Linked DNA regions of Homo sapiens: region 1 is linked to region 2. A link is a loop called in an ENCODE intact Hi-C map of the cell type or tissue named here. Cell type or tissue: chondrocyte. All regions are shown on one strand. Each heading gives the region's core, and the rest is flanking DNA. Links, peaks and the distances in the headings are about the cores only.

Evidence for each region. A loop is a pair of places that touch in the nucleus more often than their neighbours do. Peaks named below come from ENCODE experiments on the same cell type or tissue, not always from the same donor. Only the 100,000 strongest peaks of a DNase experiment are listed, where the experiment ranks them.
Region 1: it touches region 2 in a loop (2.5-fold over the local background); 21 of 110 quality-filtered maps call a loop at or near these places.

Annotation. Positions count from the first base shown.
Region 1 is chr14:99,523,813-99,539,002 of GRCh38, reverse strand. It overlaps CCDC85C (coiled-coil domain containing 85C), which reads left to right. Exons shown (of 6, transcript NM_001144995.2): 2 at 2,915-2,988. LOC105370661 (a long non-coding RNA gene) reads right to left here and starts at 2,386. Exons shown (of 3, transcript XR_944200.4): 1 at 2,337-2,386; 2 at 1,468-1,562; 3 at 991-1,064. RefSeq lists enhancers at 468-1,059, 1,060-1,651, 7,307-7,827, 7,828-8,350, 8,873-9,395 and 1 more. In chondrocyte, for the core only: a CTCF peak has its summit at 8,987; no DNase peak of the experiment used is centred there.
Region 2 is chr14:99,594,973-99,610,162 of GRCh38, reverse strand. It overlaps CCDC85C (coiled-coil domain containing 85C), which reads left to right and starts at 5,956. Exons shown (of 6, transcript NM_001144995.2): 1 at 5,956-6,996. The coding sequence starts at 6,204. It also overlaps a transcript of HHIPL1 not described here. RefSeq lists enhancers at 3,397-3,691, 6,282-6,401, 7,108-7,761, 11,293-12,175 and silencers at 4,752-4,901, 5,082-5,151, 5,212-5,351, 5,492-6,021, 11,745-11,945. In chondrocyte, for the core only: a CTCF peak has its summit at 6,434 (motif pointing left); DNase peaks (open chromatin) are centred at 5,688 and 6,465.

The DNA.
Region 1 (15,190 bases), core at 5,884-10,883, 74 kb after region 2:
GGGCAGCCCCTTGGTCTGGGGCCGTGGGTGTGTGGCCACCTGTCTGTGCCTACAGGTGGCCCGATGTGGGGGATGGTAGCCTGTGGGTTCTGAGGTGAGGTGCTGGCTATGGGCAGGCAGGGCATTGCTGGCGACCTGTGGGATGGCCTGTCTGCATCCCTTCTCCGGATGCCACCTGCCAGCCTGATCACTGTCTTTAACCCTTACTGGGAAGTGGGTGTGAAACCCCAGTTGTATCTGAGGGGGCGGACTGCTCAGACAGGAGAAGGGTCACCCAGCGAAGGTGCTGAGGCTGACGGGGCAGCTGTGGACTTGGGTTCCAGCCCATCCCTCCTCCGATTGTGGGCTCATGGAGAGGGAAGTGCTGGGAGCTCCTCGCTCACCCTGTGGGAACCAGCAGGGGGAGGCGGGTGGGCTGAAAGTGCACCCACCTCCTGAATGGTTCTGTGGCAGCGAAGGGCAGAGAACAAGTTAGTGCCCATCTTGGGCTGTTGGTCACACACAGTGGCTGGGTCCTCCCCCTGGCTCAGGGCCATCCCCGGGAGCACAGTCCCATGGGGGTGCTGTGGTGAGCAGGGGCCCTGTGGCCGTGCTGAGGATTGCGCTGCGGAGAGCCTTCAGGAGAGTGGTGTGACTGGGAATGGCGTCTTCTTTCTGAGTCTCTGCCAGCTTCTCTCCAAGGCTGGGGCTGTCAGCTCTGCCCAGGGTGGCCAGAAACACTGGGTCCTAAAGACTGACCTGTGGCGTGGGCCTGGGTAGTGGGGAGAGGGGCTGGAAGGCTCACCTGCTGGTGGTGGGGACACTTTGTTCCTTGTGGCCTCTGCACCTGGAAAATGAGGATGGTAGCTGCTTGTCCTTTGCAAGGCATCAGATGCAGGGGGTACCACGTGTTCCACATGGGACAGTGGGTACCCCCCACCCGACTCCACCCAGAGGGAGACCCCACACGTGGGTCCATAGTCATTGGTGCGTTCTTGTCCTAGCTCTGTCAGAGTGAGGGAGCCGGAAGGGTCTCTGGAGTTTACTTGGTCACTGCTTCCCAGCTGGTGTTCCAGGGAGCCCTCCTGTTAGTAGGGTACAGGACATGAAGGTTTGGGGAGCCTAGGCTGCACCCTACCTCCCCATGCTCAGAGGGACCCAGCACACCCTGAATGCTGAGGCCTCTTCCCATCACACCGCTTTGCTTGGGTGGGCATGGGAACTGTTTGTCGGGGTTGATAGAGTAATGAGTAAACTGAGGCCAGGGAGGGAGGGATCAGGGCTGGTGAGGTGTGAGGCTCTGAGGTCACCCTGAGGGCAGGGGTGGTCTGCCTGGCAGGGCGGGGAGGCTGGGCCTGGATGGGGAGCTGCCCTTCTCTCCTCTCTAGAAGGCCCCACATTCCTGGGAGGTGACTGGGCTGGAGGAGGAGGGGAGGCTGGTTTGCGCTCTTCCCCAGCAGTGAGTGCGGCCGGGCCGGGCTCCAGTACCTGCTCCTGCCTGTGGCTGGGCCAGTGGCTCTGCTGGGCCCTAGGCCTGGTCCAGGGCTGAATAGGGGGCTCCCAAGCATCCTTTTATTGGTGTGCTGGGGGCAGACAGATGCTTCATTGGTCCTGTGGTTGGCATGGTGGTCCTGGCTTGTCCCCAGTAGCACCCAAGCCCCTGTCCCCCCAGGCATGTTAACAGCCTGTGGAGTCCATCCCCAGCCCTGAGGTGGTGATGGGGACTAGATAGCTGGCTGTGTGTGGTCAAAGGGGCTGATGTCTCTGCTTCTGCAATCGAGGGTGAGCGGCATGAATCTGGGAAGACCCTGCGTCCTGTTGTCGGGTGGGCCGGTGGGTGGACAGCTGTCAGGGTGGATGGGGTCTGGGCTGGCATCTGGGCCAGGTGATCTCTGCGAGAGATGTTAATAACCCATCCCTTACCAGGTGGCTTCGTGGCTCACAGGGGTACTTGGGACAGCCTTGCTTCCCCCTTGCCTCCTCCTTCCAAACCTGCTGTTGCTGGGTGGTCCCCCGGCCTGTGTTCTGGGTCCCGTTCCTGCCTCTCCTCCCTTCCCCCAGCCCTCTGCCCTGAGGGTTTGCCCTGGGCATCCTGGCAGCTGAGCTGACTCCCAGCCTGGGGGGAGGCAGGACCAGGGGTATGGGATGGCTGGACGTGGGGGTGGGGATGGGATTTTTTTGTGTTTTCCTGATGTGACTGGAAAGCAGGGTCAGTGTGGTGAGGGTGGGTGAATTTCACCCTGCACCAGTGGTCTGCATAGATAGGGCTCCCTTGGCCTGAGGTCAGAAACTGGGGACACATGACCAGGGTGTTCCACGGGGTTCCCGACTGTCATATGGGGAAGGTGGCTGCTCACCTGCAGCATATGCTGTGGGCACACATAGCTTGTGAGAAGTTCCTGGGTGATCAGGCGAAGTGGACTGGAAGGATCCCAGATGCTGACTTGGCAAGTTCAGGAGTCTGTTTCCCCACTGTGTAGAGGAGGGGGCTCCCCGGACCCCGACCCTGGGGTGGGCTGTGCCCTGGCTGTGTTTGTGAGAGCTCCATTTGAGCCTGCAGCATCTTGGAAGCTGAAGGAATTGCTCCAGGGCAGGCTGGCGAGGCCACCCCCACACCCCCCACCTTTCTACAGGTCCTGAAGGTCCTGAGAAGGGCTCAGAGGCCCACAGCGAGGGCAGCAGCGGGTCCTGCAAGGCTGGCCTCTGTGTGTCGTGCCTTGGTGTCAGGTGCCCTATGGCCGGAAGCCTTTGGCCACAGGCCGTGCTGTTTCCACAGGGCGGGCGAGGGCTCGGAGGGGCTGGGGCGTCACCTGGCTGTGGGGTGGGACTCCTCAGACCCAAACCTTCCATGCCGGGTCTGGGGCCAGTCGGGGTTGCGCAATGGGGATGGAGTCTGCTGGAGGCTAATGTCCCCCTTCCTCTTGTGTCCTTCCAGATCCCTCATCCACCTACATCAGGCAACTGGAGAGCAAAGTGAGGCTGCTGGAGGGTGACAAGCTCCTCGCACAGGTAGGCCGGCTTCGGGTGGCGCTGCCTTGAGGACCGCGACCCAGCACCCACCCCTCCAGCTCACCCAGGGCACCCTTCCCCTTGGGACCTAGGCTGTCCCCCCAACTGCTCCCACTGCCACCTGTCACCTCCTGGAAAGTGGGGTCAGGGACCTAACCCTGGCTCCCACACCTCTGGGCTTCCCTCTGCCCAACCTTCCATGCTGACTGCCCAGTATGCGAGCTCCTCAGGGCTGGCCCAGGGCCTGAGAGGGTGGACAACACCCAGTTGATGAAGAAATGGGCTGCTTCACTCCTCTGGCAGATGGGCAGATCCAGGCAGGAGATGGGGCAGACTCACACGGAAGCCTCCCCGCCTCTGCCGTGCTGGACTCACTGGCCGGTACCTCCCTGGGCTGGGTTCCCCTCCTCCCTCCTGGGCCCGACCTCACCCACAGACAGATGAGGCTGCTACCCCTGTGCAGAGCTGGGCAGCAGGGGCACGGCGTGGGAGGGGTTGGCTGTAGGGGGGAGGTGGGGTTGGGTGAGGGGCTGTGCCTCTTGAGTGTGGCTGGAGCTTGGAGGGGACGTGTGACTGCCAGGACAAGGGCTTTCCCTGCTGCAGGTGGGGCAGGCGTGGGGGCTGCCGAGAGGAGGCTATGGGCAGTCACGCTTGGGTGTTGGGGGCCAGCTGGCTTGGCGACCTCTCAAGCCGCTCGCTCCCCCAAGCCTCCGAGCCCTCGTGCGCATCCCTGGCTTCATCCCAGTCTCCCTCTCCCTGCTTTTCCCACTGCGCCGTGAGCGGTCAGCCTGGGATACCCAAGGCGTCTCTCTGGGAACCAACCGCAGGGATGGCTCAGCTGCCTGGCCCTGTTGCTAGGTGACCAGCCAGGCTTGGTGCCGACTGCCCAGCTCAGGAATTCCACGGCACCCTCTCTGCCCACTGGGCGGCTGCTGGGAGGCTCACGGCCCCAGCAGGGAGCACAGCTCCCACTGAGGTCATCCTCACGTCTCACCCCTTTGTGGGCTGTGGGGAAGGTTCCCAGGGCCTGGTGGGATTAGCAGAGTGCACGTTCCTCATTTGGCCTCTTGTGAACTCTCCTCCACACCCCGCCCCCCACTCCCCACCACCATACAGGCGCAAGTGCACAGCCAAGCTCTGAATGGCAAGGCTGGCTTTTGTAATTTCATGCCTTGCTGTCAGGTGCCCTATGGTGAAGGGCTTTGGCCACAGGCCGTGCTGGCTTCCCAGGGCTGGTGAGGGCAGGAGGGGCTGGGGTCTCACCTGTCTGTGGAGTGGGGCTCCCTAGACGCCAGCCTTCCATTGCAGACCTGGCGGGGCCATTGTGGTTGCTAAGGAGGGTGTGTGGAAGCTGTAGGCAGAAGTGACACCAGGAGAAGGTCATGGCTTAGGGACCTTTGCTTTGGAGAAGGTCCCCATGCAGTGTGTAGGAGAGGCAGTCCTGCCTCTGGGTGGTGGCAGGGGCTACTGCTCTGCAGAGCAAGGGCCAGGACCATGCTCTGGTGGCTGAAGCTCGGGCCCCCGGGTCAGTGACCTCACGCGTCTGCCCTGATCTGGAGTTTCTTTGTCTCATTGTTCCTGTGGAGAAGTGGGTTGGAAGCTCCAGCTCTGAATTTGGGATGCTGTTTGCAGTGTTCTTTCTTTCTTTTTTTTTTTTTGAGATGGAATTTAGCTCTTGTTGCCCAGGCTGGATTACAATGGCGTGATCTCAGCTCACCACAACCCTCTGTCTCCCGGGTTCAAGCAATTCTCCTGCCTCAGCCTCCTGAGTAGCTGGGACTACAGGCATGAGCCACCACGCCTGGCTAGTTTTGTATTTTTAGTAGAGACAGGGTTTCACCATGTTGGTCAGGCTGGTCTCGAACTCCCGACCTCAGGTGATCCTCTCACATCAGGCTCCCAAAGTGCTGGGATTACAGGTGTGAGCCACCACGCCCGGCCCTGCAGTGTTATTTCTATGAGAAATGTGTTCTGCGGTCCAACCAGAGAGCAGCTCATGGTCCTGTTTCCATAAGGACAGGAGTGTCCCTGATCCCTTGGCCCCTGCAGGCCACAGTGTCCCACTGGAAAAATACACCCCAGTTCCTGACCACGGACTTGCAGAAAACCTGCGCCCAAGCGGGCTGTGGAGGAGCAGCCCTTCTTCCTGCCTTCCTTCCTGGGGTGCCCCCCGGTCTCACAGGGGGCCCTCCACCATAACCTGTGTCCACCTGCCCTGCACCCACCTGTGCACAGGTGGAGGTAGATGGGAGCTTCAGCCTTGAGCCTCAAGGATGGACGGGCTGGCTCTGCCCAGGGACCTCTTCCTCCCCAGGCCTGCTCCCACCAGCTCCCTGGGGGTAGCAGCAGGGCTCTGTTCACATCCTCATCCGTGGGCCAGGTCTGCAGGGCACCGACATCAGATCCTGATGGCTGGGGAGCTGCTGACCCTTGCCTGGACACAGGCTTGCTGGCTGCAGGCAGTTGGACTGGAATTTAGGGACAGAAACCCACTGTTGCCTGCTTGTTGTTACATACAACCAGGGCGCGGAATTCAGAGATCATCCAGTGCAGAAAGGGTTCAAAGTATTTTGTTTCTTTAGCAGAAATTTGCTTTCTCACCAAATGATGCCCAGTCAAGCCATGCTGCTGGAGTGGTCGCTGAAGGAGCTTGTATCTCTGTGTGGTGTGGCAGGAGGGCACCCAGGGCCCATCCCTAGCTGCTTTCTCAGCATGGACTCTGCAGCAGGCAGAGGTCTTGCCCTGGGGCTCCCAGCAAGTGTTGTCAGGGCCATACCCAGTACCCTGAAAGGAGGCAGCCGTATGCTGCTGGGGCCTTGGCCCCGGTGCCCTGTCCCCATGCTGCAGTGGAGGCCCCTGAACCTCATAACAAAGGCTCCAGGAGCTGGTGGCATCCCCAGAGCCCATGGCATCAGCAGAACCAGAGGAGCCACGGCTGGGTGTGGTGGCTCACACCTGTAACCCCAGCACTTTGGGAGGCTGAGGTGGGCGGATCACTTGAGGTCAGGAATTTGAGATCAGCCTGGGCAACACAGCAAAACCTCGTCTCTACTAAAAATACAAAAATTAGCCTTGCAGGGTGGCACGTGCCTGTAATCCCAGCTACTTGGGAGGCTGAGGTAGGAGAATTGCTCAAACCTGGGAGGCGGAGGTTGCAGTGAGCCGAGATTGCCCCACTGCACTCCAACCCGGGAAACAGAGTGAGACTCCACCTCAAAAAAAAAAAAAAAAAGAAGAAGAAGAAGAAGAACCAGAGGAGCTGGGATCATGGGTGGGGTTCCTGCTGGCCATGGAGGAAGGCACTGCTGTTCTGAGCCATGCAGGAGAGAGAGAGACAGAGAGACGGGGTGAGGGAGGGGCCCTTGGCTCTCGGCAGCAGTGGGTCCCAAGCCTGCCTTTGGATTCCTGGGGCAGCTTCAGTGGCGCCAGCTTTTTGGGGATCCTTGAGCCACTTTCTCTCCCAGACCTGTGTTTGCTCATCTGAGAAGTGGGCACTCATTCACTCAGTGTTTAACTGACCACCTACTATGTATGTGGCCCTGGGGATGCAGGGCTGGCAGGCCAGTCTCACCCTTGTTCCTGCCTGACCACCACCTTGCCCAGCCCGCAGGACCCACATGCACAGAGAGGCCCCTGGAGGATAGGGGAGGTGAAGAGAGCTCGTGGCAGGGCACTGCCTGTGAGGAAAGTGGTGGCCCCATTCTCAGGGAGGCGCCAGGAAGATGGGGTTTACTTAGTCTCCATCCTCCTGGCCTCCTGTCTGCAGCCCTCCCTGACTACCCACAGGTGGCCTGGTGCTTGCCCTGAGCTCTCTCAGTCCCTGGGCTGCCCACCTTTGCTGATAGGGTGTCATGACCCACCCTTGTGGATCCTGGCCCCCACCCCTGTGGGACTGTCATCTTCTCCAGGACAGGGCTGCAGGGTCTGAGTGGCCACATTGGTGTCTCCAGTGCTCAGCATGGTTGAACTGGGTGGATGTGTCTTGGGGAGCCTGTGGCTGATCCCTGTCCAGTCTCCACGGCCAAGAGGGGAGGCTGTTCTTGCTCAGAATAAGGAAGGCCCACTTAACCAAGGGAGGGCTTCAGCAGGTAGTGAGGGTACCATCTTTGGAGATAATCAAGAGATGGCTGGGTGACTATGTTTGGGAATCTTGAAGAAAGAGTTCACAGCCTTGAATGAGATGCTGTCCTAAGCCTCATGGACTCTGGCTCGTGAGATTCTGTGATTCTGGCATTTAAATCTTGTCAGGGAAATCAAGTTGTACAGAAACCCCCACCTCTGCGCAAAGCAGGGACTCTTCCTGTTGGTGAAAAGCAGGAGAGAGGAATGCTCTTCTCTGGAATAGCATAAGGTGACGTGGCTTTGGGGTTTGGGTGGGAGGGTAGGGAGCCTCCCTGGATTCCTACTCCCCGCGGTCCCACCCCCCCCCCCACCCATGGCCTCTATTTAACTCCAAAATAGGTTTAATTAAAAATGTGCCAGCATGTTCACAGACTCAATTACTGTATTGCTGTTCGTATTTTCTTTCTCATGTTGGCTTTAAAATTTCATCAACACAGCTGCTTCCTCCACGATGATTCATCTCAAGACTCCGTGTGCATTCTTATTTTTCCTGTGGATTCTCTGTGCCCAGCCGGGCTGGGCTGGGGGCGGCTGTAATTGACGCTGGGGCCTCTCGTTAACTCCCCTGCTGGGCTGATAAATGAAGACTCCATTGTGCGCCAAAAAAGCCAGCTTTACAAAAGAGCAGGGAGCTCTCCTGATATTCTCTCTCCCTAGACCAGAGGGCCAGCTTGGGGAGCGAGGCTGGGGTCTGGGCTGGTGACTGAAGGGCCCCCAGCCCACCCTCCTCCTCTCCCCTCTTCCCCCACGCTGTGCCCACCTCTCCCCTGGCCTGCCACGTACCAAAGGGCTGCTGAAAGAGACCCAGAATTCACACTAGGCACAGATGGGGAAACTGAGGTCTGGATGAAGGTGGATTTCCTGACATGGATGTTGTATTCGTCTGGTAGGGCTGCCATAACAGAGTTGCACAGACTGGGGGACTTAAACCACAGAAATTTATTTCCTTACAGTCCTGGAGGTTGGAAGTCTGAGATCAAGGCATCAGCAGGGCTGGCTCCTTCTGAGGCCTCTCTCCTCAGCTTGTAGACAGGCTCTTCTCCCTGTAAACTCCAATAGCCCCCGCCCCAGCGCTCACCTGCTGTGTGGCTTCAGGTGAAATCCTCTCTCTCCCAGAGTCTCAGTGTCCTCACCTGGGAGGTGATGCCCAGCGCAGTGTGATGTGGCCCCTGGGAAGCACCCCAGGCGGTCCCAAGGGCCTGGGATCTTTCGAGGTCTGGCTGACCATGTGCCCTCTGCTGTCCCTTGGGCCTGGCCCATCCCCAAGGAACCGCTGCTCTTTGTCCTTTGAGTTCTGAGCCCTTCAAGGGGCGGGGAAGAGGGGATCGATCTGCTGCTGTCTGAATCCATGGCCAACGCTTCAGTTCTGTGTCCCTAGGAGGATGGGCTGTCCTGAGCCCGGGTTCCTCCGGAGATGCTGGCGTCGCGGTGGTCCACGTGGGCATCTCTGTTGGTCAGCGTTTCCATGCCTTGGTAGCAGGCTCCAAGCCCTTCCCTGCCCTGTGTGTTTGGCATCTTGGGTTGGCCGCCATACCGTATCACCTCTGTCATAGGCAGTGTAGTCTTTGGGTCTCTGGAGGACTTTAAACGCTTCCTTAGTTGAACCTCAGAGTCAGTTTGGCCTCTCCCTTGCCCAGGGAGGAAACCCCCTCTTTCCAGCCTTCCAGCCAATGAACAGATGGTCAGTCTCGCAATGTGGGCAGAATGGAGACAGGAAATTCCACCTCCGTGCCCTAGCACCAGCAGTGTAAGGAGTGTCCACCGTGAGCCAGATGCTGGGGGAGAGTCACCAGGGCTGACAGGCCAAGTGCAGGATGCCAGTGCCAGAGGGCCTGGTTCAAGTCTCACTAGTGCCACCTGCCAGCAGAGTGGCACTGAACAGGTCGCTTAACCTCTCTGCACCTCAGTTTCCCCCTCTGCAAAATGGGGACACTAATGGTGTCTGACACATACATTGTTCAGAGGATGAAAAGGCAAATTGTGGGAAGGACTGGGAGTCGGGCGGTTGGCGGTAAGGGTGGCGGGTTAACCACCGTGATCTTTCCTGTCCATTGTGGGCCAGCCATAGCCTCCGCCAGCCTCCGCCTGATGCCAGTTTATGTGCAAACAAACAGAGGCCCAGAAAGTTGAGGAGCTGCTCTGGCTTACTCAGCCAAGGTAGGATTTGGTTTTGCAAATCCGCACCCCTCAGCTGGGCGCAGTGGCTCACGCCTGTAATCCCGGCACTTTGGGAGGCCAAGGCTGGCAGGTCACCTGAGATCAGAAGTTCAAGACCAGCCTGGCCAACATGGTGAAACCTCGTCTCTACTAAAAAATACAAAAATTAGCTGGGCATGGTGGCCGGCACCTGTAATCCCAGCTGCTTGGGAGGCTGAGGCAGGAGAATTGCTTGAAACCTGGAGGCAGAGGTTGCAGCAAGCCGAGATTGCAGCACTGCACTCCAGCCTGGGTGACAGAGTGAAACTTCATCTCAAAAACAAAATAAAACAAAACAAAAAAACAAAAGAAACAAAACACACACACACACACACAAAACTGCACACCTCAAAGCTCCCACAGGCCTGTCCCTCACTTACCTCACTGGAACAAGTAATGGGCCTGCAGAGGGACCTGGGAAGGGAGGGATGGTCTGCGTGGTGGACAAGACTGGTCTGCCTGTTACCCTGAATGGCACATACACGTGAGTTTGAAAAATGGGATTTCGGGTGTGAAATGACATGGGGACCAAGGGAGGAGCAGTGCCAGCCATGGGTAAGTGACATCAGCCACACATGGCCGCACCTTCATCTCTACCGCCTGATCTGAGTGCAGATTGGGAATATGTCTCTGGACCCCCAGCTGAAGCGGCAGCCCCCTTGTTCTTTTTTTATTTTCCTTTTTTTTCCCTATCAACTTTTGTTTTAAGTTCCTGGGTACATGTGCAGGACATGCAGGTTTGTTACATGAGTACACGTGTGCCGTGGTAGTTTGCTGCACAGATCAGCCCATGGCCTAGGTAATAAGCCCAGCATGCATTAGCTCTTCTTCCTGATGCTCTCCCTCCCCTCGTCCCCCTAACACGCCCCAGTGTGTGTTGTTCCCCCCTACAAATGAGTTCTCTCAAAATTAAAGAAGAAAAAGAAAGTAAATCCAGTTGGTATGACTGTGTAGCTCTTGTGGGCGACCTTGCAGGTCATCTTTGCCTTGAGGCTAGAACAGGGGGCCAGATAGGGCGTGCATCCCCCACCTGGCCTCTCTGAGCTGCTGGGATCTTGGGGTGCCTCTAGGCCGGGGCACCCCATCCCAGGGCTTCTCAAAGGTTTGCTTTTCCCTGGGAGGGTAGCAGGGCACTTGGGGTGGCTCCACCCTGGTGTGAGTTTTGGGGTGGGCTATGGGGGGTGGTGGGTGCTCCTAGGGACCCAGTGCCGGGCACATGGCAGGTCTTCAGTGAGTCCTTGTGAATCTGGAGTTTCTGAAGACGTGGAGCTCCTGGAGTCGCCTTGGCGAGCCCCAACCCTGGCCTTCGGTGTGGGAAAACCACTCCGGCTCAGCTGAGGTCCTGGTGGCTTTGGGCTAATAGATGTCCAGGGAAGGCACTGGGCAGAGTGATGGGCATGGTTGGCATTTACTGGGTGACACTGTTCTCCTTCCTTCTAGCTGCCCCGCCCCTACGGCCGCCCGAGAAGCTGGCTTCAGGTAGAGCTGCCTGGTGGGAGGCGTGTTTGCAGTGGTGTTTGTGGGGGTCGGGAGGCTGCTTTGTGTGCTGTGCGCTGCTGTGTGCTCTGTCCCCTACTCCCCAGCACCCTCCCGTTCTTTCCTGGGAGCACTTCCTTCCCAGGCTGCGCTGGCCCTGCCTTTAGAGTCTTCTTGGGATCTGCCCTCTCCTCGAGCTGGCATTACTGGCGAAACTTCCAGTTTTGCAAAATAATAGCAAGACAGTGATGCAGCGACCGCCCCCGAGGGCTCTCCGTGGTGTGAGCCCCTTCTCACGCACCTTGCCCAGGTGCCCGGGGTCCTCCCGCCTCTGCAGGGCGGCAGGGCTGGTGCTAATCCCCACTTTGAAGTGAGACACCTGCAGTGCACGGAGGGAGAAGAGGCTTGCAAGTCTGCATGAGTTAGTGGAGACGAGGCTGGGGCCCACATGCCCACCCAGCTGTGGCTCCCGGTGGGAAGCTGCCTGGGTCCTTGAGGGAGGTCTCCAGGGCTGCTGAGCTGGGTGGGCACTGGGCTGAGGGTTCTGCGTGGGTTGCACAGTTCTGAGGGTCAGCATGAGTCACCATGCCAGGCACCCTGGGCTGCAGCCAGATCCCTGCTGGACAGGGCCTGGGACTGGGGAGCTGCTGGGTGAACTCAGCTCCCACCTGTGCCCAGCCTCGAGACCCGTGGAGCCAGGCCCTTTAGGCACTGGCCACTCTCCTGCCAGCTCTCAGGTCTCCACATGGTTTCATTTCTGTCCCCTTCTCCCCGTCCTGAGACTGCCCGCCCCAGAATACCTGCCCCGCATTACCCTCCGGGGGTCTTCCACCCCATGCCCGAGCTGACACTAAAAAGTGTCTGTAGACACTGCGAGTTGTCCTCTGGGGGCATCACCCCCATTTGAGAACCAGTGACCAACTGTGTGCCAGCCCTGGGCTTGGGCTGGGAGGTGAACCACACCTGTCCAGCCATGCAGACAGACGATAAACCAACAACGTCATTACACAGTGCCAAGTCTACCTCCCCTTCCAGAGCAGCCCACAGGCATGACTGACGGACGTGTGGACACAAACCTCCTGCGTGCCCTCGTGGGAACAACTCTGGTGCAGTTCCCGTGGGGTCAAGTTGAGGCCTGTCTTCTGTGGAGGCCTCTGTGCTACGCTGCACAGCCCTGACCCCTGCCCTGTCCTGCATCCTCCCTGCTTTCTCTGCACTCTCCCTCTGAGGATCTCCGAGACGGATGACAGCTGGATCTCGGTGGGCTTTAGTTTGGGGCCGGACAGTGGAGCCCAGGCTAGTCTGTGGCCCCAGCTGCCCCTGGAGCTGCTGGGGCCCCTGGTGGGAGAATGGTCTCCCCAAGTCACGCATTCGAGCCTCTGCTTCCAGGTGGGTCCCCCAGCCCAGCCAGCTGAGGGTGCACTGTCTTCCAGCACTTCCTGGGTGGAGGTGTCAGCCTGATAGGCCACTGAGGCCCTGCGTTTATTACTCGGCACCCAGACCATTGATTACGCATCACTGACCAACCCTGGGAGCTCCCACAGTGCTTCGTCTTCCTGGAGGGAGGTCGCCAGGTCTTGGGGACGGGGTGTTCCCTGGGCCCTGGCCTTGCCCCCACTTCCTCTTCCTGGAGGGAGGTCGCCAGGTCTTGGGGACGGGGTGGTCACTGGGCCGTGGCCTTGCTCCCTGGGTCTCACCTCTCGCCTCCGTAGCCCCTGGGATGATGGCTTATCTGTGGGAGTGGGATTGGTGGGAAATGTGAACTGGAAGGAGCTCTCTCCAGCTCCCTGTCCTCCAACCTGGCTCCCATCCCAGCCTGGGGACTGCACAGTGACCACGGGGACCTGGAGACCATCTTAGCACACGCTCAGGGCAGAGGCATTGTTAGTGCCTGCAGGAGCTGCACGGGGCCTGGGCTCATGTGGCTTTTTCCTGCCCAGGTTCCCATTGCTCTGAGGGTGGATGTAGGCCCCTCCCTGCAGACGGCACCTTCAAGCTCTTCAGCTGCGGTGAAACTGGCCTCTTGTGACAGATCCCCTGGAGCCCCCACAGGCCAGAAGCAGGAGGGCACCTGACCCAGGAGAGTCTGGGCTGGGGGAGGCCTGTGTTGGGGTCCTCTCCCTGAGCCCCACAGTGTCTCCCAAGTCAGACACAGTCATTGGCATGACCTAAATTTGGGAGGGGGAGAGGGATGTGGCTGCGTTGCTGTCCACTGTGGTCCTGGACCCTGGCCACACCTGGCTGTCCGGCTGAGCCGAGCTGTGCTGTGCCACACGGTGCCAAGGGCCCATGCTCACCTGTCAGCCATCCTGGAGGGTGCTGAGGAGGGAGGAGCCTCGCAGGTCCCCACCCATCCCTGCACCGAGCACTGAGACACCGGTCCAGAGTCGCGCCAGGTGGCCCCTCCACGAGGACTCCTTCCCAGGGCATTCTGTATGAATCAGCCTGGGGCTTCGAGTCTGGTGGTCCAAGTGGTCACTTGCGGGCAGGCTGCCCAGGTGGGGACACAGGGCACCCCCTCTTCAGTGCCTGCCTCCACCCGCACCCCCAGCCCTCACTCCCCTTTAGTTGCAGCCTCCCTGATGGGGCACAGCGTGGTGCCTGGCACACAGGAGGCGCTCTGTTTGTGCCTCTCGGACACATAACCGATGCAGCACATTTGAGGGCCCAAAAGCTCTCTGGGAGCAGGAAGCAGGGTGACAGCAGCTCCCCTAAGCACAGCCCAGAAAGGCGCTTCCTGCCTGCAGCCACCCCACCCATCCTTTCCAAACAAGCAGCCTCAGGTGGGCAGGCTGGGGTGGGTGGGCTCTGTTTCCATGTCTTATCCTCTTTCTGTTCAGCATCCCCTCTGACAATGCTCCCTAGGGGTCACCCCAGGGTGGCCCCACATAGGCCCCCTGCAGCTTTGCAGGCAGGCATTCGCTGCAGGACGGGGTTCCCCTCTGGGGAGAAGGCTGGGCCGCACTGCAGAGGCCCAGAAAGGGCTGGGGAACAACTGGAGTTCACCCAGCGAGTCCTCGCTGGGCCCTGAGTTGGGCAGTGTTGCAGTGAAGGCCCTGGATACAGGCTGGAGGTGTCCTGAACTCCGGTCCTCAGTGGAAAAGGAGGCCCTGCAACCTCCTGGGTCTCTTCCTCCCTAGTCCAGGACACTCATGCTGCCCTCTGGAGGCTCTAGAAGTGAGTAATGCGGATTGGGCCTGGCCAGGGTGGAAGGGGCCACGCTGAGTGTTTGGCAGGGCTGGCCCCACCCTGTTAAGGATTCGGGAAATCTTGTTTGAGCTCTGAGCTGGCAGCTCTGTGTGTAAGATCCCTTCTCCCTGGGTCCTGAGGGAGCCACCCGAGGAAGACTGGGCAGGTGGGTGTTTCTGGGGAGCGGCAGTGGACCCCCTGCCTCCCCCTGAGGAAGGGCCAGCACCTTCCTTAGCTGGGGCTCTTCTCTGTGTGCAGAACAAGCCCAGCAGGTGATTTCAGCTCCTGCTTCCCCTCCTCGGGGAAATCCTAGGGAATCTCATTCTGCAAAGGCAGCGACCTGTCTCATAGCAGGATTTTTAATTTGGATTTAAGTGCAATAATGGTTACTCATTTGATGCGCCATTAGTCACATTGCCCCTTAATGAGAGATTGTGTGTTTTTCCTGCCTGGCTTTGTGGCTTGCTAATAAAGTTCTATGGACATGCAAATGTTTATAGAGGCTCACCGAAGGCAAGGGTGGGAATTGCGTGCAGCTAATTAAAAACCTCCCTCACGCTCACGCACACACATCTCCTCCCAGGGAAATTATCTGGGGGAGGGGAGGGGACGGCAGCACAAACCTGCGTTTTCGGTAACAGCACGTGGGAGCCCATTTGGTCGAGGGCCAGAGAGGATGTGGAGGAAGGGACGCCGGAGTCCAAACAGAAGCTGAGCAGGGCAGGGCAGGGCCGGCTGAAGGGGAGGGCAGCTGTTCCAATCCCAGGTGTACCCTTCCTGGCTGTGTGGCCCAGTAGTCAGACTGTGTGTATGTGCACGCACGCATTCAGAGTGTGTGCTGGCTTAGAATGCATTCTCCATTGGAGAAGATTTTGTAACTCTCTTACTGTTGCAGAGTCCTGGCCAAGAAAATCAGGTGGTTTGGAATTTTCGCCCTTAAGTGGAGCTAGGGGTACATCTCTCAGGAGAGGTGACCCAGAGAGGCATGGGTGGCTCTGATGGGGTGGGGGGAGGGGTGTCACTCATGGTTGGGGGAGGGTGAGTGCTGGGCCTAGGGGTGGGGGCTGTAGCCTCTTCCTCTTTTTGGTACCTGGTGGGTGGGGAGGGGGCTTTCCTTGATCTGACCTCCACCTGCGGGCCGTGAGTGCCTCTAGTTAACCTAGGCAGGGTCAGCCAGGGTTAATGCCGTGGTCAGGGCATGGCAGTCCCATTTGATGGT
Region 2 (15,190 bases), core at 3,494-8,493:
TTGTTCCATCAGGCGATGGTGTGAGGAGATGTCAGCAGCTAAAGGGGCAGGCGGAGAATTTCCATGGCTCTGGCTGGGAAGTCATGGAAAGGGAGGGGTCAGATGCTGACAGCCCCCATCAATCTCTTTATTTCCATCACACTTGGCTCTGGCTCTGGCCTGCCTGGCCTCAAAGCCTTCTCACTGTCTGCTAGTCTCAGTGATCTCCCCTCAAACCTCCTGTTGAGTGCTTTCTAATCACACACAAGTCTGGCCAGATCTCTCCTCTGCTCTAAGCCTTTCTGTGGCTCCCCACTGCCATCAGGTTATACTTGAGGCTTTTTGTCAACATGTGAGGCCCTTTGGGCTTCAGCTGCACCCTTGCCTTGCAACATCAGCGGTTCTAGGCAGCCGTCCTGTGCAGTGCGGACTTCCTGAGCTCCAGAAAGGTGCCTGGCACGATGGTTAACAGTGGGGATGAAGGAACCCATCCTCCCCTAGCCCTCTCACTGCTGCCCCTGGCGGTCCAGCATGTAGGGAAACTGGCAGTCCCAGCTTCATGCGGTTTCCCCACCTATAAATGTGGGAGTTGAGACACATGACCTCGGAACTCTGTGTTCTTGAGGATCCCCATATTCTGGGCTGGCCCCACCCCAAAAGGAAGAAGGTGGCAGCCCAGGGCCATACCCAGAATCCTTTGTAGCCCAGTCTGCCAGGGGCAAGCATGGGGTTTCCTGGACAATCCTTGTTTCACTGGACCTCAGTGTTTGCCTCTGGAAAATGGGTAGAAATATCCTCATGGGAAGATAGTCCTGGTGCAGAGGATGGGAAAGGAAGCGTGGCTCCCCTCCCCAGAGCTTTGCAAGAGCTCTGCCAAGTGCTTAACACTAGCTCTGTCAGGGAGGGCTTGGATGAGAATACTGGGGCTCTGAGAGGACAAGGGACTGGTCTAGGGTCACCCACCCAGACAGTGATAGAGTTGCAGGGAGACTGAGCTAATGACATGCAGTGTTCTATCAGTAGAAATAGCTGGAGAGCTCTGACCACAGGTGCCATCCAGAGGCGTCAGAGCCACTGAGGCTTGGTCACAACATGGAAAAGCCTGAAGCAGGAGGAAGTGGGTGGTGAACATGGGTCCAGGCACCTTGCAGACACTCAGCATCACAGAACCAGAGTCACAGCAGAAGAGACATCGCAGAGCATCCACCCCATTCCTCCTTCTTGAGAAGGGAAACTGAGGTGTGGGAGACAGTAGTCTATGGGGTCAGATACACTCTGGAGCTCAGATGGTCCTGGGTTCAAATCCTGGTTCAGCCACTTGCTAGCCATGTGACCTTGGGCAAGTGACTTAACCTGTGTGAGCCTCAGTTTCTTACTCTGTAAAATGGGAACAGAGGGTTCTTACCGCATCAGTGAGGAGTCAGTGAGACAATCTATGTGGAACTCTAGCACAGTGCTGGGTACCTAGAAAGTGCCCAGTCAACATTGTCCATATTAGTAACACTTAACCACTTTTCAGTGGACCCTGACTTCTTGCTGCTGGTAGCCTTTCAGGATGATACCTCATAGTCTGGCCCAGACCTGGTCAGCCACCATTGCCTCACTGTCCTGAAGAAGATTCAGCTACCACCAAACACTTTGTTGGCCATACCAGAGTCCTTGGGTGTCCACAAGCCTCTGAACACTGCCTGTAAGTTCACGCCCAATGAGCTGAGCTTCTTGGAGGCAAACAACCAGCCAATAAGAACCCATGTTCAATCCTCGAAGGGCTAATGACACCTCCTCATAGGTTTATTATAACCCTCAAAAGAGGACAGGTTAGAATCATTGGCATATACTGAGTCTAGGATAAGCGGCAGGTGGTGTTGGTTATTGTCATTGTCATTGCCATTATTATTAGATATCAGAGCTCCCAGGGAAAGGGTCCAGCTTCCTTCTGAGGCTTACAAAGCCCTCCTCTGCCCAGCTCCATCGCTCAACCTCTTCCCGACTTTCCCCACCCTGCTGTTCCCTTCTGTATACCCCAGCTGCAAGGTGTAATAGTGTCTCTCCACACCCCTCGCCTGCTCACCTCTGGGCCTTTGCTTGTACTGCTTCCTCCACCTGGAGCCTCCTCCCCACTCCACAAGACGACAAACTCCTTCAAGATTCACCTCCTCTAGGAAGCCACTCCCAGTGCCTGAGCATGCTCCCACAATGATGTGTTCTGCCCATTCTCATTTGCAGTACTTACCACAATGCATTGCAATGTGTATATATATATTCCCATTTAAATGTGTTTGTGTATAAATGCATATATACTCATAGATTTCCTCTATGTTCAGTGAGCTAATGAATGAAAGTGACCTTGGGCCAGGCATCTCCCTTCTGGGGCTCTGTTTTTCCTCACCTTCAAAATGAAGCCTCAGACTCAATCTGTCACGTACTGAGAGGTTTGACATTCACTCAGCAAACACCAAATGGTACTGCCTCTGGGGTTGGAGCTCACAGCCCCAACCATAGAGAAGAGTAAGAAAGTCCATTCCCCCTGAAAGTGAGGGGCACACTCTGCTTGTCACCAGCTTGTACCAGTACTCCCCCCACAGGCCCTAGGTTTTGGAGTATTTTGTCTACCATGTATTAGCATCTACCGTGTGTTAGCGTACCGGTTCTCAGCCCCTGCTGGCTCTCACAAATGTGTGTGGCTCTAAATGAACACACACATCCTGGGAGAGTCTTTAAAAAAAGGGGGGTAGAATGTTGGTGGGGCACCTTTATTTTGAAAAGACTCACAGCTACTTTCCCTGGGCACCTACAGTATGACTGTTAGTGCACCATGATTTGGTTTCACTGTTTTCATAACAAAGCAGAGTTGTCATGACCAAGGGGCTTAAGAAGCAAAGTCACTGAGGCAGGAGAATTGGATTGCTTGAGCACAGGAGTTTGAGACCAGCCTGGGAAACACAGTGAGACTCTGTCTCTATGGGGGAAAAAAGAAAAGAAAAGAAAATAGCCAGGCATGGTGGTGCCTGTGGTCCCAGCTACTCAGGAGGCTGAGGTGGGAGGATCTCTTGAGCCCGGAGGTTGAGGCTGCACTGAGCCAAGATCATGCCACTGCACTCCAGCCTGGGAGACAGAGTGAGACCCTGTCTTAGCCAAAAAAAAAAAAAAAAAAAAAAAAAAGGCAAAGTCACGTTGACATTTTGGGATCCTGGTTCTGTTGGGCTGTGAGTACTCCAGGGGGCATGGCACCTACTGCTGGACCCTGCGATATGGGCCCTCCGGGAGGGGGCTCTGGCCTGGGGAGTCCCTTTTCCTTCAGGACGCTGTTTCAGCCCTGGGCCCTCTCACCTCCTCTGGTCCTGTCCTGTTCTGCCCAAGCATTCCCAGCCCTGGTGTGGGGAGCAGAGAGACCCTCCCTCAAACCACCCAGTACCACCACCACTAGCACCTTGTCTTTGTTCTACCCTGAGGATGTGAGCAAAGCTATCAAGACTCCACAGAGGAACTCTTGGTCCTTGGTCCACACAGCCTGTAGATGACGCAAACAAACCCCACCTAGATAGAGGCTTCACTTTCTTCTTGGAAGTTCAGCGGAAGCTGCCAGCTCTGGAGGATCAGGGGGCAGAGATAACAGGCCCCAGGAACCACCAGGAGCCATGCACGAACGGGGAGGGGGTTCTCACAAAGCACAGTGCTGTCTCAGCAACTTCCCTGGTGAGCTGGTGGGTTTTTCCTATGGTGTATCCAACGTTTACGCTTCGATCTCCAGGGAGCAACTCTGTGCACAGGCTTCATTCTGCAGGGAGCCTGCAAGGAGCTCCTTGAAGTTAATATGGCTTCCTGGGGGTTGAGACAGACCTGCAGCTCCCCCAGGCAGAAGCTGAAAGCCCCTCCCTCTCTAAACCCAAACTGAGCTGTGCTGGACCAGCAGAGCAGTGCCTCAGAGGGGAGGATGTCCCCTCCCCTCAGGAGCTGGTTCTCTTGGGCAGGGCCTGGGAGACCCTCAGCATCCCTGGGGTTTAACCTTGGAAGCTGTGCTCAGCCCATCCTCTCCCCACCACCCTCCCCTGACCATCTGTCTGGAGAGAGTGGCGAACGGGTGGGAGATGAGATATTGAATCTGGACCTCTCTGTGTACTCCCCTCCATCTCTTCTCAACATGTGGGCCAGGGTGAGCCTCTTAAAAAGGTAAACCAGGTCATGTTGCTTCCCTGCTAAAACCCCACTGCCTCCCCAGCTGTCTTGGAATCATACATGATCTGGCCCCTCTGACCTCTGACCTCAGCTCTCACGCCTCTTCCCTGGCCCACCCCCAGCCCCACTGGCCTTCTTGGAACAGGTCTGTAACAGGCCAGCCCTAGGGCCTTGGCACTGGCTGTTCCTGCTGCCTGGAATGCCCTTCCCCTTATCTTTGTACCTTGCCAATCAGACTTCAGCTTAGATGTGCCTCCCCACCTCCCTGACCGCTGGATCTAAAGCAACTGATTATGCTTTCTATGACAGCAGCTCGACTTAATGCCCCGCACAGCACTTAAGACAAGTCTCATCCTGATCTAGCTCGTCTATCTTCTCCCCATCCTGCTCCCAGGACGCCAAGTCCCCCGCAGAGGGCAGTTCGGTGCCCTGCAGAATCCCCCGGGGCTGGAGCAGGCCCCGCGGCGAGTAGGCGCTGAGTACACAGCTGAATGAACGGCTTAGCAACTGTAAATGGGGCATCAGCTGCTGCGCGGGCGCGCGCTCCAGGCCGTGGGCCGCTCACTGTCGCGTGCGCGGATTTGATCTCGTTGCAGGTTCCGGGGGAGGGACCCCCCCCCGCCCCGCCCCGCCCCGCCTGCTGGCGGTAGACGCGCCGTAAATGCGCTTTGGGGACCGGAGGATAACGAGACAGACTTACAGGCAGTGGGAAGCCCGGGGGTCCCGCGAGGCCGCCGGTGGGGAGTTCTGTGGCCGGCTCGGCGCCCCCGGACCCCGGCGTTCAGGCCCCAGTGGGAGACCTTCCCACCCTTCCCAGTGGTTTCCACCCCGCGAATTGCAGATTATCTCCCGAATCCCAGGGATTTAGCGGTCGAGTGAGCGGAGGTGGAGCGGGGCTCCGAGCGCCGCTCCGGGCAGGGGGCAGGTTCCCGGAGCTCTCGCCCCATCGGGGCAGAGAGTACTGACCGCGCTGCGGGACGCGGCTGGCAAGGCCCTGGCCCTGCAGGGGCGCGGACGCCAGCGTTTAGCTCAGCCCTGGGCTAGGAGTGGAGACGCAGCCCCGCCGCGTGCTCCGGCAGGGGACCCGGGTGGGGACGGGGGCGGAGGAGCCTGGGGGCAGGGAAGGGGACAAAGAGCCGCCCTGCTGCGGGGAAGAGCGACCCCCATGTCACAGTCCTATTGTTCGCTGTGTCTCCGACTGCCCTGAACTCTGGTGCCCCCGGGAGGGAGAAGGGGCGCCGTCGCCCGGATCGTGGGTATTTGTTTATCTGGGGAGAGGGAAGAGGACCGGGGACGCGGGCCGGGGAGGGGGCTCGACTGCTATTTTCGCGCGTCGCCTTTAAGGGAAGCCCGGCCCTACCTTTCCCACCGTCCCCCTCCCCGCAGCCGTACCTGCATTTTAAAAGCGCCCTGTAGCCCTGGGATTGGCTAAGGCCGCGTCCTCCGGGCGCAGAAACTTGAACCGCCGGGAGCCGGCCGCGGGCGGGGGTCGGAAACCCCGCGGATGGACCGTACCACCGCCGCAGCTTCCCCCGCGCGCGCCCCGCCCCTCCCGCACACCCCCGGAGCGGCCCAATCGCCCGGCCGGGAGGGCGGGACCGCGGCCGGAACGCGCCTCTGAGAGGGCACTGGACGGGCGGGCGCACCGCGCAGGGGGACGGCGGGGGCCGCGCCTCTGCTCCCCAGTCGCCCTCGGGGGCGGGGCCGGGCCTCGGAGACCCGCCCACTCTCCGCCCGGGGTGGGCGGGGCGGCGGGGGCTCCGGGAGCTGGGCCGGGGGCGGGCCTCCGCCTGCTTCTCCAGAACCCTGAGAGCGCCCGGCACCGCGGCCGCCGACGCAGCAGCCGCCTCCGCTCGTCAACCCCGAGGCGCGCGGGCTCCCGGGCGGCCCCGGCGGGCGCGGCGAGAGGACGCGCCAGGCGGCGCGGGGCGGGCCGCACGCGCCCCCGGCCGCCCCCCGCCCGCGCGCGGACCGGCCCAGCGGAGCCCCGGCGCGGGGAAGCGCCGGCCGGGCGAGGGCGAGGGCGATGCCGCGGTGACGGCCCCGCCATGGCTAAGCCCGCGGCGACGGCGGCGGCGGCGTCGGAGGAGCTGAGCCAGGTGCCGGACGAGGAGCTGCTGCGCTGGAGCAAGGAGGAGCTGGCGCGGCGGCTGCGGCGCGCCGAGGGCGAGAAGGTGGGCCTCATGCTGGAGCACGGCGGCCTGATGCGCGACGTGAACCGGCGGCTGCAGCAGCACCTGCTGGAGATCCGCGGCCTCAAGGACGTGAACCAGCGGCTGCAGGACGACAACCAGGAGCTGCGCGAGCTCTGCTGCTTCCTCGACGACGACCGGCAGAAGGGGCGCAAGCTGGCGCGCGAGTGGCAGCGCTTCGGGCGCCACGCGGCCGGCGCCGTGTGGCACGAGGTGGCCCGCTCGCAGCAGAAGCTGCGCGAGCTCGAGGCGCGCCAGGAGGCCCTGCTGCGCGAGAACCTGGAGCTCAAGGAGCTGGTGCTGCTGCTGGACGAGGAGCGCGCGGCACTGGCGGCGACGGGGGCCGCAAGCGGTGGCGGCGGCGGCGGGGGCGGCGCCGGCTCCCGCAGCTCCATCGACAGCCAGGCCAGCCTGAGCGGGCCGCTGTCGGGTGGCGCGCCCGGCGCGGGGGCCCGCGACGTGGGCGACGGCAGCAGTACGTCCAGCGCGGGCAGCGGCGGCAGCCCCGACCACCACCACCACGTCCCACCCCCGCTGCTGCCCCCCGGGCCGCACAAGGCCCCCGACGGCAAGGCAGGAGCCACACGTCGGTCCCTGGACGACTTGTCGGCGCCGCCGCACCACCGCAGCATCCCCAACGGCCTGCACGGTAAGGACTACACGGGCCGGGCAGCGCGGGTCTCCCTGGCTGCAGCCCTTTTCCCAGGCTGCGGCGAGAGGAGGTGGTCCCTGGCTGTCCCACTCATGCGGCCGCCACTCCAGACTCCTCCAGCTGTCATGGATCCTGGGCCAGGGGATCCCGCACTCACCCAAAGTGGGGCTTTGGGCGGTGGTGGGCCGGTTCAGTGGTGGAGCGTCTTTTTGTCCAGCTCAGAACCTGCTGCCGGTCCGGTCCCAGAAAAGTTTCTAGCGGGTGTAGTTGCCAAAATTAGGGTCTGTCACTGCTGGGCTGGCGGTGGGCGCCTCATCCCAGCCTTGGAAATCCTTGCCTAGTAGCGGGAAGTTCTAAACAGCAAAGGATACAAGGCCCCTTGAGCGCAAGTGAATTTCCCCTCTTGCAGCAACAGGTGTCCTCCAAACCAAGCAGCGTCCACGTGTGTGCGGTGGCTGGAGTTCTGCAGTGGGGTGTGGGGATTGGGAAGGTGCACAGGCAGCCGCTTGAGACCCAGAGGCAGTTGGGGAGAGGCCTGGGGCTCAGAGCCTTTCTTGTTTGCCATAAATTCCGCCCTTCTAGTCCTGGGACCTTTCTCAGCCGAGACTCTAAGACTTTCCCGAGGGAGATGTATTTGGAACGGATTCTAGCTTTTCTCCTCTGTGTGCCTCAGTTTCTTTGTCTGTGAAATGGAGATGATGACCTCTGCCTCGTGGGTTTGAGGTGGAGATAAACCTTCTGAAGGGATTTATAAACTGTTGATCGCCTTACAGGAAGTGCCGTGGTCATCCGTGACCAGGGTGTGGGTGGGAGGAACTTTGGCCTCTGTCAGCTTCTGTCTTCTACGCCCATGTTACTGCTGCGCCCAGTGCAGAGGGTGGCCCCAGCTTGGGGCTGTGGGAGCTTGCAGCCTGCTCCCTCTCCCAGCCCCCTGCTCAGCCCTTCTGCTCCCTGCCAGCTTTCTCCTCCTCGCTGGTGGATCCGGGGCCTCCCTGTTCTTCCACGTTTTTTGGTAGCTTGGCTTCCAGTTCTGCTGGTAGTTGCAACTGCCTGAACTTTTTGCCTGAAGGTGGAGAATGAACAGCTCTTTCTGGTTCCCTTTAAAGCCTTTCCTAATTCAGAGAAAGTGTGTCTAAGCCTGCAATAACTGCCCTCCCCAGAACCCCTCAGCCTGAGCTGGGGAGGGACGTTTTCTCCTTAGTTTGGTGGCCAAGTGGCCTCTGCAGACGTGTTGGGGTGGGGGCTGGGGTGGGAGACATACCCATGGAGGTGGGGCAGGGGCAGTGCAGCATGTTTTTCCTTTATTTACCATCCTGAGCCTGTGGGTTCAAGGCAGGACTGGGTTTAGAGGGATATTTTGTTACTGATTAGCAATCTATGGCTACAACTCAGGTTTCTCTTTGTAACACTGTATCCACCCCCACCTCCCACCACAGGCTGCTTCAGGGCAGTGGGAGTAGCGCAAAGTTAGGTGGTTTAATTTGCTGGGGCTGTTCAGAGCACCTCAGCCCCTTTGATTTTGCCGTCCTGGGGGCTTTTGAGGGGTCAGTTATCTGGGCCTCGGTTTCCCTAAGTGCAGTCCAAAGAGCAGATTGCTGCAGTCTCGTGGCTGGAAAGTGAAATGTTTCTGGTTTTCAGCTGCGTCATCAATGACACTTGGCAAGAGTGCCTCTCTGCAGGACACTGGAGGGCTGGAGTGTTTAGAGCATACTTGCAGGAAAGGCTCTGTCGAGTTTTGGGCAAGGAGATGCGGCCCCAGTCTGGCTCAGCATGTCAGCTGCGACAGTGAATAATACAGGAGTGGAGGACTAGGCTACACTGAGTTTTCCACCCCACTGGGGGTCAGTGGGAGGTTGAAGTATAGGGTTTCCCACAGAACCCATCCTCCCCCAAGCCCACTTAGCACAGGACTGCTGCAAATGTTGTGGCAGCAAACCTTGCTTTGGGGTGAAATGAAAATTCAGCATTATTATTACAAATTTCGGTTACAGATGGAATTATTATTATTTAGTTTTGTCTCTTAAAGCCATGTGTGGCCTTGGGATGTGGTCCCACTAATGTAAATGGAAGGCTTGGAAACCAGGAAAGGCCCTTCTCTTAGAAACTGAGCTGTTCTTTCTTTCTTTTTTCCCTTTTTTCGAGACAGGGTGTCACTCTGTCACCCAGGCTAGAGTGCAATGGAACACTCATGGCTCACTACAGCCTCAACCTCCCAGGCTTAAGTGATCCTCCCAGCTCAGCCTCCCAAGTAGCTGTGATTAGAGCCATGAGCCACCTCACCTGGTGAAACTGGGCTTTTCTATTCTGGGACTTGTAACTTTAAATTGAGCAAAGATTGGGCCTGAGCTGAGGGAGATAATGAGTCTCTGTCTGGGTGGTGTCTAAAGTGGGGTCAGACACCAGGCTTGCGCCTTATGTGTTTGGTCTTTGCTTCTTCTCACAGGAACCCTGGGGAAGCAGTATTATCCCCATTTGACAGACAAGCAAGTGGAGGCTTAGAGGGGTTCCTAGCCTTGTCTGGGAAGGTGGCTGACATTGGAAGTACCTGTCCTGGGTGGGTTTGCTGCCATGATCATCTCGTGTTCAGGCCTTGGGTCTGAATCTGTTGTGCCCTTGGTCTGTTGTCATGTTTGCTGTTACTGTTAATCAGGGGACACTGGTGACTCCCTATTCTTGATTCCTGACCCAGGTTTGCCCTCTTTCTCCCATGCTGGGAAGTGTCACTTCCTTATCAGTGACCATTGAGCAGATGGCTGATAACCCCGTTACCCAGAGGCTCAGGGTGACTTGAGTTTGAATCTCAGCTCCTCCATGTATACTGGGCAAGTTATTAACTGGCCAAGCCTCTCTGTGCTCCTCTTCTGTAAGATGGACAGAACCCAGAGTGCCCCATTATTCACACAAGGTTGAGTGAGGTCAGGATCTACACACAGTAGGTTTCTCCTGTTGTTAGGGTCCTTGGGGCTCTCCCAACAGACCTCAGTTTCCTCTTCAAAAGTGCTTGCTGCTTAGACAGCTCACCTGAATGTTTGCATCTGAGCCTCTTGTGTGGCAGCACTTGCTGATGAGCTAGTGAGGACAGTGGCCCTGCTGTCCTTTCTGGGGAGCTGGTGGCAGTTGCAGCCCTGCTGGGTGCCCTGGGCAGACTCTAGTGGCTGAGGTGGGAGGTGGCCCATCTGTATGCAAGGCAGCCCTGGCTGAGGCTGGCCTGGTGGGCCTGTGTATTGTGTATGTACATGCAAATAGGCTTTTCTCCTTGGCTGCTTATTTATTTATTTATTATTTATTTAGAGACAGGGTCTCTCTGGTCACCCAGGCTAGAGTGCAATGGCACCATCATGGCTCGCGGCAACCTCAACCTCCTGGGCTCAAGTAATCCTCTTGCCTCGGCCTCCTGGGATGTGTGCTACCATGCCCAGATAATTTTTGAATTTTTTGTAGAGACTGGATCTCACTATGTTGCCCAGGCTGGTCTCGAACACCTGGGTTCAAGCAGTCCTCCTGCCTTGGCCTCCCAAAGTGTTGGGATTACAGACGTGAGCCACTGCACCTGGCCTTGGCTGCCTTTGGTAGAGGTCTGGTCTGGGCTGACTGGACTTGGGACTGGGCTGTGCGTTGCTCTAGTCCAGTGTGGCACACTGAGACAGGTAAACCCCAACACCAGAAAGTCAGGTTCTCCTTCATGAACTGATAGGATTTTCAAACAAAAGAATTTTCAGTTCTTTTTCCAGCTGCCCCTCCGCCTGTCTCCTGTGCCCCACGACAGGCACCATGCCCCCCTCCTGCCCATTGCCAGGCATTTCCTTCCCTCCCCTGATAACCTGCTCCTCCACGGTCCACTCCCCTTTAGCCAACCTGGAGGAACTAGGATTCTAGCAAGCCTGTGCATGAGCCCCATTTACTTTTTAAAGTTCGGATTAAAATTTTGAGCTTCTCAAAATGAGACAGGTTTGTTCTCCTGCTTGTGTTTTTGTTGGTTTAAGAGGGAGGATGGAACGGGGTGGTCTGGGCCTTTAGAAAAAGACAGAGCACGCTAACTCTGAATAGGTCTTTTCTGTGCAGCAGCTCGGCTAATAAGGCTGCTTTTCCTAAACCCAGCCAAGCTCAGGAACAAAGGTCAGTGAAGACAATGGGGTGGGTTAGATAAGCCTTTCCCCCTCCTTCCCCAGCCTGTCCCAAGGGATCCATCAATGGCCTTGGGATGCTGGGCCTCAGAAAGGAGGGCTGGCCTTGAGAGGCTCCCAGGCAGGTGACCCAGGGGTGGGTAAACTGTGCCCAGTGCTTCACAGTTTGCCACAAACAGCATCCCAGTCCCAATTCCATTCTGTTCAGAGCTTCCAAATGGTCCCAGGAGGGAGACCTTAGCATCTCCATATCTTAGATGGGGAAATCAGGGCTTGGAGTGGTGGTGCGGTGACTTGCTCTAGGTCCTGTGGGGCTGATTGGGGGGCCTGGGATGCGTCTTGGGTCTCCTGTGTCAGAATTCTGAGCCCATGGCCCTGTGCCTGCTGCCCAGAGAGTTCCAGGGGAGCGGTGACCTCTGCCACAGAGACAGGGCACCTCCTCCCAGGATGCCAGGCCCGGGGCCTCATTCCTGTCTCCCTGTGTCCTGGCATGGAGGAGTGGGGGAAGGCGGTGCAGGGTGGGCCACCTTCCCTACGATGGCTGTGGCTCCCCATCTCTTGGTTTCTCCTTCCCTCACTTCTCTGCACGAGGCTGGCTTGCCACCGCAGCAGTCGCCCCACCAGACCTCTTGCTCAGGCCTGGCCTCTGAGTTCCCAGGACCAGCACGTGATACAGAAGGAAATCAGTGGTTGCTCCTAATCTGTTTTCCGCCGGTGGGGATTTTCCAATCCATGCTTGTTGCCTTCATTTGCGCAGAGAATTGGAAGTCTGTTAAGCAAGTTCCTGAGCCTCCATGGGCCTCTGTTTTCTCTTTTGCCAAGTGGGAAAATGTTACTAACCTTTGGGTTGAGGGAGGAGGGTGTGTAGTGAGTGATACGTGTAGCCTCTGGCGGGTGGCAGCCCCTGATGTGCGAAGGCCCCATCTCCCGCTGCAGCGCTCGGCACCCCGCATGCCGAGGGGCATGTAGCCCTCTGGTTAGTGATCTGCCTCCAGGGTCAGAGAGCCCTGGGTGAATCTTGGCTTTGCCACCTGCTTTATGGCCGTGGCAGCTTACTGAACCTCTAAGCCTCAGTTTCTTCATCTATATCCTGAGGCTAATAATGTCTCGATCCTAGAACTGGGCCTTAAAGGATGGGTTCCATGTCCTTTCATTATTTCCTGGCCTCTGCGGATTTGCCTTCCCTGGGTGGGAGTGGGAGATCCCCTGACACACGCTGGTACCCAGTGTAGGGTCGGAGGCAGCTGAGTCCTCATCTAGTTGAATGGAGGGAGCCAGCATTCCAGGCAGGAATAAGAATGGCTAAGGTTTGGAAGTGGGGTCTGGAGCATGGCATTGAGAATCCGGGGCCTGCAAGGTGGACCCAGGATGTGTGTGGGGAGATAACTCTTAGGGGGGTTAGTGCTGTGGGCAGCCCCACAGGGCAGACCCCAAAGTCCCAGCTTTTCAGACTTCAGTGCCCACAAGCAAGAGTGGCCCAGGTGGCCTGTGTTGCCTCCAGGGCTGGGGAGCGCTGTGTCAGGGGAGGTTGCGTGGACACTGAGAAGGGGCATTCCTGAATCCACTGAGGATGGGGCTTGTGGACACCCCAGACAGCTCTGGGAATCTGGTTGAGATGTGGGTTCTAAGACACGCCCCACATTACAACTGGGAAGGGAAAATGCCCAGCTTTGAATGTGTGTGTTCAATCCAATCTGGTTGAACCCAGAGCCAGGTGGGAAGCGGGACTTGACCTCACAGGTGGTAATTTGCTCTTCAGGAGGAAGGGAAGCGTCTGCGGACTTCACTGAGCATTTACTGCCTCTGAGGTCTGAGTGCCTCCTGAGCAGTGATTCTTGGAGTCTGGCTTGGGGGGTGGTGGTTCTGGAGCATCACTCTGGTGACCACTGTGGTGTGGGCTGGGCTGGGGGAGCAGTGGGTGGAAGCTGAGGGCTTCCATCGGGAGGAGGTTCTGGCCAGGAGAGTGGCCACAGGAGAGAGCCTTCTGTAGGTTCCAGACCTGGTGAGTCTGCTCCAAAGTCCTGCTCTCAGCTGCTATCTGCCTTCTCATGACCTCTGTCCTCTAGGGCAGGCGTCCTGAGCTCTTGGGTGGGGCTCAGGCAGGACAGCGCCTGTGGGAGATGCTGCCGCTCCCAGGTGGCTGCTGTGCCCTCCATCCCCAGCGCTGATGCTGCTCCCCGCTACTCCCATCCCTACATCTAGGGTGGTTGGGATCAGCGTCTGGGATCTAGGCAGGGACCACTCTGGGGTTCAGAATTCTCATCTCCCTGCTACATAACAACAAGAGACTCTATTGGCATCCCCAAAGGCTTGGGGATAGAGGAACAAACTTGTCTGCTAAAGGGACTTGATGCTTCTTTGATCATAACATGTCAGAAATGGTCCCCCTCCCCTAGGCAAGCACCCAGGATTGGACACTCATACATCCCCTGTCCTCACAGGCAGAGGGTTCTGGGCAGGCCTGGAGCCGGGTCAGCCGGGGATGGGTGCCTGTTCTTCAGCAGGTCACCGCTGACCTCCAGCTCTTGAGGGGAGCAGAGCAGAAAGATCAGGATTGTATTGACTGCCTGTAAGTGTTCTTGGGTTTGCCTTATGTGTACTGTTCAAACAGAGGCGTGGAGCATGTTTAACTACAGTAGATGGCCCTGGGGAGGAAGCGAGGGTCTGATTCCCTTTCCTTCTTCCTGATTCCTCAACGGCAGAGACATTCTGCCATTTCCTCAGTTCAAAGCTGGGCATTTTCCCTTCCCAGTTGTAATATGGGGCGTGTCTTAGAACCCATGTGGACATTTGCTGGCAGGTCTTCCCCTCTCTGCCCCTGGAAAAGCCCTTGAGTAGACTGTGTCTGCGGCTGATGGTATCTGAGAGTGGAACAAATGCCAGGCCCGGGAGAGCCGGAAACCCCTGAGCAAACTTCACAGAGTCCTAAGGCACTAAGAGACTTGAGAAAGACAGGGGCCCACCCCAGGGCCAGCCACATGGGTGCTGGAGCCCTCCCTGCCCACCTGGGGCCCTCTGTCATTACTGTCTCTTCATCTGGGAGTTTATGAGCCTGGGACTCTGGTCCTCTTGACTCCCAGCCTTGGCACAGAGTGGCAGGTTCTGAAAGTCTTTTGGATGGAACAAACGTGTGCCTGGCACTGTGCTGACAGCAACTGGGTTTTCTCTCACTCGCCTCCCACAACAGTTGCTGGTCCCCATTGGGGTCCCTGTTTCATCTAAGGAACAGGCCCAGGATGGTGAGGCAAGTTACAGCAGGGGCAGGGTGGGGCTGGGCCAGGTCAGGGACTCCCGTCCAGTTGAACCCGGAGCCTGTGCCAGCCGGTATGTCCCGGTTCCCTTGCCCTGTGGGTGTGATTATTCATCATGCCCCTTTCCCTCAAGGAAATGCCCAGGTTGGGCTCTTAACCTCTTCAGGTGTGCTGGGAGCTCAGAGGAGGGGTGGCCGAATTGGGAACTGAGATGGGCCTTGAAGATGGAGTTAGTAAAAGCAGAAGAGAGCAGGTAAGAAGAGAGACCAGGCTTCGCAGAAAGAACAGCTGAGCTGGGCGGATCACCTGAGGTCAGGAGTTCAAGACCAGCCTAGCCAACATAGTGAAACCCCATCTCTACTAAAAATACAAAAATTAACCAGGTGTGGTGGCACGCGCCTGTAATGCCAGCTATTTGGTAGGCAGGAGAATCTCTTGAACCCAGGAGGCAGAGGTTGCAGTGAGCCATCGCGCCACTGCACTCCAGCCTGGGCCACAGAGCAAGACTCATCTCAAAACAAAACAAACCAAAACCAAAACCAAACGAAACCAAAACAAAAAGAAGAGCCGAGCAAAGTCATGCGGTGGGCATTTGCCTGCACCTTGGGTTCAGCTGGGGTGATGGATGAGTGGGGACCCAGGACAAGCACTGGGGCAGTGAGCAAGGCCAGGGCCGGTGGGGTCTTTGAAGCCTCTTCTACTGTCCCTGAAGTCCCTAGGTTGGGCTTTCCTTCGGGGTGTGGGCAGTTCTAGCTCTAACCTTTTCTGATGGACTTTCCAAGAGGACCCAGAGTTACCTGTTAGAAGTCCTATTAG